Linked DNA regions of Homo sapiens: region 2 is linked to region 1. Evidence: chromatin loops called from intact Hi-C (ENCODE). Cell type or tissue: endothelial cell of umbilical vein. All regions are shown on one strand.

Region 1 (4,000 bases):
TAGTTGGATAAGGATTGGTGGTTTTTTACTTCCTCCCCCAAAGAGCTGATGTTTTTGGCTGGTTGTTTTTTGTTTTTGTTTTTATTTGGTGGTGGGGGGAGACATGAGAGAAAAGAAAAAGGCTGTATTTAGAATTATTGAACAGGCCTACACTAAAATTCTTCCTTGTCCGATGAGGATGAGGGCTGGGGGAGAAAGGTGAGGTGGAACAATTGAAGTGTAATAGTATCTGCGTAGTTTTTTTAAATGTACAATCTCTCTCCCGGTCTCCGGTCCCCCTGCTCCTATGTGCTGGTACCTCTGGACTGTTCAGAAGCCATTTTAGAACTCAGGAAGCAAAATATGTGAGTTCCACTGTGCTTCTGCAGGTGCTGTGGTGGCAAGGATAACCTTTGCTCGCTTGCCGGGGGGTGTAACCACGCTGTTATTTAATGTCTTTGAGGATTAAAGACACCACAGAAAATTCCAAACCCACATCCTAACACCTGAAGCTCGCACAATGTTTCTAGAGCAAATGACAAAACATTTCACTGGAACCTTAATTTAGCAAGTCTGTGTCCAGATCTGGGGATTTTTTTTTAATTGTTTTGAGGCGTCGCTGATGATCCCTACAGTACTCGATTTTCAAAACTATTTCGGGTTGAAAAAAGACCCCTTTCTAGGTGTTTTGCGCACCCGAGCCCTGCAGTTCACGGTGTTTCGGGAGGAGGGTCTTTCGGAATTGAACGTGCATTGTCAGTCCTGGGCGTCTAGTAATTTGTGGGGTTGGGGGGGGGACCGACAAAACCATAGGTCAACTTCCCGAATAGTCTGAGGGGCTAAGAAGCCAGAGAGGCATTTGCCTCCTCGCAACTGGACGCGAGGCTCAGAGCCCGGCTGTCCTCAGCTGTCATGGGGGGAGGGGAAGGGAGTGCTGGCATCGAGGTCGGGCGCCGTTTGCTCAGCCTCCCCGCTGCGTCCCGCCGCCAGCTCACCTCCGCGAAGAGCTAGGCACTCACCGGCCCGCTGGCCCTTGCTCCCTGGCCGCCCTCCGGCCCCGGTCCTCAGGCACAGGTCGCCAGAACCGTCCAGTGGGATGGCTGCCGCCTCCTCGGGGACCGCTGCCTGAGGGCCAGGACCGGGGTCGCCTGGCCGCCCGGGGAACCCGCAGCTCCCGGGGCGCTGCGCCGGCGGCCGGGAGGCGCCGGCGCCCGCTCCCCCTCCCCGCCCCCCCGCTCCCGCCTCCTGCCCGCGGCGCGGTGCTCCTGCTCGCCCCGGCCGGCCGCGCGGCCGCGCACACACTCACTCCGAGGGCGCCTCCAAGGTTACCCGCGGGTGGGGGCTGGGGCAGACTCCGGCCACTGGCCTCCTTCGCTGCTTTCCTATCGCCGCGGCCCTTCTGCCGCTCCAGGGCCACTGGGATCCAAATCCTAACGCAGAAGACACTCCAAAGTCCGGGGAGGGAAGTCAAGCTGAGAGGCAGGCCGGCATCTGGGCAGGGGGCGGCCTTAGTTGCCTCCGGGTGCCCGGACAGCCGGGTCAGGCGAGGTCGCGGCAGGAGGGGGCTGTGACTCCGGCGGGCGCGCTCCGTACAGCGCAAGCTGGGCTGGGGGCAGCGCGCGGGGGCTGCAGGCAGCACCGAGGCGCCCGAGGCGCCCCGGGCCCGTAGGGGGGCAGAGACAAGCGGGCTGCCAAACCTGCCGAGGAAACTAACTAAATAAAAGGAGACTGTTATTTAAGGCGCGGAAATTTGAAATATTTGGACAGGAAGAGAAAAGAAAAGAAACCTTAGCGAGGGAGGGGGAAAAAACGCGAGCTAACGGTTTTGAAGCTCCCCCACCCCCACCCCTGGCTTTTCTGCGCGCCCTGAGGGAGCTCTGGGCTCCAGCTTCCTATCACTAGGGCCCCGGGAGTTGGAGCTGGAGTCTGGAGAAGGAGTTTCAGAGGGACAGAAAAGATGTCTTCGCAGCCCCTCCGTGGAAGGCTTGGGTTGGCTATGGGCAGAGCTTTACCCGGGGTCTCAGGTGGGAAATTTGTTTCCTGCCTCTCACTAGGTTCCTGCGTGGAGCTGTTTTCATGGGACTGCCATATAAAAGCAGAACAGTCTCCAGAGACCGAGACAGGGACTTTCCCCCGTAGCCTTTTGATGAAGGTTGCTTAGGGCAGCCAGGAAGGCTGTGAGCACGACCTTTTCTTGCTCCAGCACTGTGACTGCCCGGCGCCTATGGACTATTTACTTCTACCCCCGGCAAAAGCCGAAAGCACCTTTTTGGGAACTGAGATTTCGAAACCAGTCCTGGGCCACGGACTCCATCCACAACGTTCTTTTGATCAATACGATAAGGGAAATACATCATATTGCTTTCTCGGGACAGAATACTTAACCTACTTATTGATCAGTCGCCCATTGTGGTGTGTGTGTACATGAACTCATCACACCGTTGCAAGATGCATAATGTTTATCAGAAAACTTAATTCACTACCAAAATGTGATAAAAGACACTTTGTTTAGCAGTTCGGGGACCAGAACTTGAACCGAGGTCATGTTAGTGCCCTCCACCCCCAGGTGTAAGCCTGGCTTCAGCTTCCTGGGCAAAGGCTGAGACCAAGTTTCCCGACGTGAATGTGGACGCAGCGGTGAAGAACTGAATTTGAGAGCGCATCCTCTGCTTTGTATCCTCCATCCTTACAACAGCGTCGTCTCCTGGAGCTCTGGACACTCCATTAATTAGCACTTGCATCCCCACTCTCTGCATCTGAATAAGTTCAGACCCCTCCCTCCCCACCTCAGGTCGCTGAAAAATAGGTCCCCAGCAGCACCGTTTCATCCATCCTATACATTTCGGCATGTTCAAGAGGCTTACAGAATATTGTTGAGGTTTTTGAGATTGAATAATGGCTTTTCATATTTCCTAGAGGGGACCACATAACTCATTTCTAAAATACTTAGATTAGCAAAGCTACTTCCCGCACAGAGCTAGAGTAATATGGCGATGTTTTAATGCCTAACAACTTTTAGACTGATGAAAAGATAGAGCGTCCTCTCCCTCTATTGTGCTCCGACCACCCGAGAACAAAGCAACTGCAGAAGTAACTCCTCTTTTGCTTTATGAATGTCCTATGCTTTTATATTTGAAATCTCTAAAGGGAAATTTTATTCTATTAAATAAAGTAAATGCCGAGACATGTTGGATGCTGTGAAGTCCATTAAACTGGATTTTAAAATCATGACCGTCCATCTTTACAGTTGTAACTTGTAAGAGGGTTTTTTAAAAAAATTACTTTCAGTTAGTGTTCTGTTAAAAAATATTCGGCTTATCAAAGTAGTATATTTTGTATATTGACTCCATTTTAGAATCCAAAATATGACACTTTTACTTCAAAACCACCTCAATCTCTGTTTTTCTTAAATAAGTGTTTCAATTTTGTTGCCATCAAAAATAAATTTATTTAGTAATTTGTGGTTAAAGGTGTCAGAGGATGAGGTCTTTTTGCACTTAGGGAATGTAAATTTTACTGCAAAATTAAAAGGATTAATCTTTTCTTTCTATATTCTTTTATACTATCATGGAAAATAAATTATTGAAAACCACTTGCCTGCCACCCAGCCATTCCAATCCTTGTTAGGTCAGGCATCAGAACCATGTCCTTCAATAAACCTTGAGGCATTTTATTCTTTTTGGAGTGAGGGCAGAGAGCTTATGAAGTAGGAGGGAACGTTCACATAAAACATCTTTGATCATGTGGTAGATGATGAATAAAGTATGTATGAATTTGCAAATGATAACTGTATTGAAATCTGTTGTTGAAAAGTGTAAATTAAAATGACCAAGTAGTAGATGCTAGAAAATTGTCTTGGAAATTTAATATTTCTACTTCCTTAAAAAAAATTTAAAAATTAAAAAATTTTTTTTAGGTAAATGTGCTCCTAAAAAGATTGTATACTCTTTTACTAAAAAGTTTTGTGGAAATTAAGTACCATTTGTGGGAGTTGCTCATTTATTATTTTAAAACTTTCTAC
Region 2 (4,000 bases), 550 kb after region 1:
TTATTGAGGAAAATGAAGCTACAAACCACACCTTCCATCAAAATTAATTTCCAATAAACTAAAGATATAAATGTAAATAATGAAAAAAGAGCTAATACAAATATAGGCCAATGCTTGTAGACGGTTGGATTTGAGAAATCCTTACATATACAACTGTAAATAGATTCTACAAAAAATATATAAATTTTGGTCTACATAAACGTTTTAAAACTCCAGCATTACAATAGCAAGACAGCCACAAAAAAGTGAGGAAACGCAGCACATGTTACAGACAGAAGATACTATTGTCCTTGATATATAAATTACTATTACAAATTAAGGAAAGTAGAAGCTCTATGATTGAAAAATAAGCAAATGATGTATATAAATAATTTTTAAAACAACTTAACTGACCGATCCATGTAGGAAAAAGTAAGGAATAACTAAGGAAATGCAAATTATAACAATGATATACTATTTTTCTTGTTTGAATTGGCAAAGATTTAAAAGATCAGCAAGATGTGCTTGTATTGAGTGTGTTCATTGATACCTTTCCTGTGGGCTATTTGATAGCTATCAAAAGCCTTTAAAAAATGTAAAAAGCCTCTGGCCGATCAATCTTATTTTTAGGAATTTATCCTAGGTAAATAATTGGCAAATTCACAAAGGATGTTTGTGGTAGCAATATTTATTAGAGCAAAAACTGGAAACAAACAAAATACCTATTAACAGGGAAATGGCTAAAGAAAGAGGGATCCATGCAATGGAACATTAAACAATCATTTAAAAGGTTATGTAGATAGATTAATATTAAAATCCTTATATTTGTAAACAAAAACCAAGTACTGTAAAGTATATTTTTGTCAGTGTAGGTAAACAGGAAAAAAAATTAGCAAAATTCACCAAATATATTTTGCTGAATTTTCTAAAATGTTTTATAAGACTTTTATTCTATCAGAACAAGCAATAACAGTGTTTCCTTTTGGGAAACCTAACCTCTCACATCAGAGGTCCCTTTCTTGGGGAAGTTTCCCCTCATTCTCCTTCCCCCATTCCCAAGATTAGACTTCTCACTGTGAGGTCATTGATAGGTGACTGTGTCCCCAGTTGGCTAACAAGTTCTGTAAGGGCCCATTATGGTTGATTTGTCTCGGATCCGTAGAGCTTGGCACATACTAGATGCTCAACAAATGCTGTTACATAAACGAATTAATAAGTGAATGAATGAATGACTCCTACTTTCATGTTTCTGTGAATGATTAGTGAACTGAATGGAATCGAACCAAATGGAAGCCCCTAGGTCTGATCCTACCCACTCGGAACGGAAGGTGAGGAGAAAAAAACCTAAGAGTGGGAGTTGGATCTGGATTTCTGTCTTTTTCGAAGTTCGGCAGCACTCTGGCCCCAGGCAAGTTATGTCGCCTTGTTGAACTTTGGCTACCTCGTGTCTGAAATGTGGAACATCGCATCTTCCCCCAAGGACTGCGTGCCAAGCAAGAGAGCACACACCGAGTGTTTATCAGAGTGGCTGTACTCAGTAGACGCTCACAAATAGAAACAAATAGTGGGGCGGTGAACACCGCTCTCCATGCGTTTGTCTCAGGCTTAGATGCTCCCAACCAGAAAATCGTGAGAAGCCTGGCGACACTGGGCAGACGCCTCCCTTCCGCCTGCCCGGAAGACGCGAGGGCTTGATCCAAAGGAGGGCTGCAGCCGCTGGGACTCCGCCTCGGGGGCTCCTGCCGCTCAATCAGCACCAGTGCCCTCGCTCCTCCACCTTCAGTTGGTTGTTCTGCCCGGCCTTTAGGTCCGGGGTCCGGATAGAAGCTGAGCACCAGCGGGTTCCCGGCCAACGGGTGTGGAGGGGTGCATTGGGCCAGGAGCCGATTCGCAGCGCCCGCTGCGCCTGCACTGTGCAGACAGACCTGGCTTTGGATGAGGGTACTCCCGGGTTTGATTTTTGCACTGTTACTCACTAATTGTGATAATGTGGAACAAGTCATCTCACCTCTCCGAGTCTGTTTTCTCACCTGACAAGTGGAATAATCGGACCTGCCTCGCAGAGAATGGTGCGACTTCAGTAAGCAACTGTAGGGAAATCGCTGGGCTCCTGGCCCTTAGCTGGAAGAGCGCCTGAGAAACCCGGCGCCACCACAGGAGTACTTTCTGGCTCCGAAATTATGCCCGGTCCCAGGTCGTGGCATAGATCCGTGGCTATGACCACGGAAAATGACCATTTTAGCGGTGTCAGAGGACGGGGACAGGAAACCAAGCTGCGCGTCTCCCTGTCCACAGAGGGTGTGCGCGGCTGAGGGTCTTCATCAGCATGACTCATGAGTTGATCTGGAGGAAAATGTCGCTACGTGTCTGTGTGTACACGTGCGTGTGTTCACATAGGAACAGGAGAGTCTGTGGTTGTGCGGGAAAACGCGTGTAGGGCAACCCGTGGAGATTCCTTCTCCCAAAGGCACTTTCCCCCTTTCCTCTGCGCCCCATTCCCGGGCGGAGAGTATCAGCCAAACTAACGGAATCCGGCGCGGCCAGGGAAGGGGTGGGTGCGGGAGGGGCCATTCCGTCCCGGAGCCACCGGTTTGGGGATAATTACTTTTAATGTCAGAAAGATTTAGTTTAATATCATCTCTATTAGGCTGCCGGGAGGGTAATTAAACGGGACGCGTCGCAGCCGGCAAACAGATGGCGTCTGCTTGCTCCGAGGCCGCGGGCAAACAGCGCAAAAGTCAATGCCTCCCGGGTCCCCCATCGGCGCCCCTGGCTCTTTTACTCAGAGCTACACTACTCACCCTCGGCCCCCTTCCCCACGCCGCGTCTCCAGCCGGCTCTGCGCCCTAGGCCCTCAACCCCGGCCTCACCCCAACGCAGTCCCTTTGGACGCCACCAGTTCCTGGGCGTGGGCGTGGGGGATGGGGCCGGGGGCGAATAGGGATGGGGTGGATTTTCTTGGCTGGGCCCTCTCACCCGGGCCCCCAGCCCCTGGCACAGCAGAGGCGTCAGCAAATGATTCTGAGCTAAGAGTACGCGTGTGGATGTGTGAGGAAGACCCTCTGCTCTCAGCCGCCTCATTTGTCCCGGAGGGTTTTGGCTTTTTCTGCCCGGGGCCCAACTGTAGAAGTAAGACTGGAGCTCCGCGCATAAACCAGGGCATACCTGCGTAAGAATGTGCTCCTGTCGGCGTGTGCTATCACCGAGGTGGAAATCTGTGGGAGTCTGGGAATGTCACACACCAAGTGGATGGCCCAGGATGGGGACATGCTTATAAGAACACTGTGAGGTCAAACTCACTGAAGGGGTCCCCTTGAGCCGGAGGGTAGCATCAGAGTTGAGCCTGGGCCCGGTGGTGCTCTCTGAATGCTGGCGTGAGAGTGTGTCCCAAACTTTGCAGAGAGTGGTCACACGCACGTGGGAGGGGGTGTGTCCAAGTGTGAAGCTACACTCAGGTTGGGAAGGGGGTAGACCCTGCTGCCTCAACCTGGGCGTGCTCTACTAGTGCTGGTGGCTCAGTTGGGCCATGCCCTTGCTTTCCCCTCCGACCAACCCAATCCAAATCAGGAGGAACTGGCCCTGGAGCGGCCTGGGAAGCTGGGCAGAGGATATCCTGCCCTGTCGAAGTGTGGGTGAGATGACCTTGGGTTTATTTGCCCTCCCTCCATAACGGGTTTATTTTGCCTCCCTCCATAACACATTCACTCACATGAACACCCTAACCTCCGGGGAGTGGGAGAAAAGGCTGTGGGTCTCAGACCTGTGGGGATGTGAATGCCAGAAAAGAGGAGCGAGAGAAGAGTGAGATGCCGCCACTAGGGGTTGGGCGGATTCCCTCTGGTTGGGCTGTGTTAGATGCCAGGATGCTCCTCCTCCCACTCCTGAGAAAATGAAGTTCCTCACGCATCTGCTGGGCCGCCTCGGGTTCCCGAGTCCTCGTGGCTACACCCTTGGCTTCTGCGGGATCCCCGGTCCGGAGTGGGGAAATCTCACGGTGACCTGGCCTCAAGCGAGAAGGATA

Evidence for each region. A loop is a pair of places that touch in the nucleus more often than their neighbours do. Peaks named below come from ENCODE experiments on the same cell type or tissue, not always from the same donor. Only the 100,000 strongest peaks of a DNase experiment are listed, where the experiment ranks them.
Region 2: it touches region 1 in a loop (4-fold over the local background); 1 of 110 quality-filtered maps calls a loop at or near these places.

Annotation. Positions count from the first base shown.
Region 1 is chr1:50,975,285-50,979,284 of GRCh38, reverse strand. No RefSeq gene overlaps it. Among named protein-coding and RNA genes, the nearest start is that of CDKN2C, 7.0 kb to the right of the region's middle. RefSeq lists a cis regulatory region at 13-522, silencers at 954-1,173, 1,194-1,253, 1,484-1,653 and enhancers at 1,804-1,883, 1,974-2,083, 2,154-2,443, 2,784-2,833. In endothelial cell of umbilical vein, no CTCF peak of the experiment used is centred here; DNase peaks (open chromatin) are centred at 914, 1,434 and 2,084; H3K4me3 peaks cover 2,346 bases; H3K27ac peaks cover 1,456 bases.
Region 2 is chr1:50,425,681-50,429,680 of GRCh38, reverse strand. No RefSeq gene overlaps it. Among named protein-coding and RNA genes, the nearest start is that of DMRTA2, 4.2 kb to the right of the region's middle. RefSeq lists enhancers at 1,245-2,237, 2,238-3,231. In endothelial cell of umbilical vein, no CTCF peak of the experiment used is centred here; no DNase peak of the experiment used is centred here; H3K27me3 peaks cover 3,191 bases.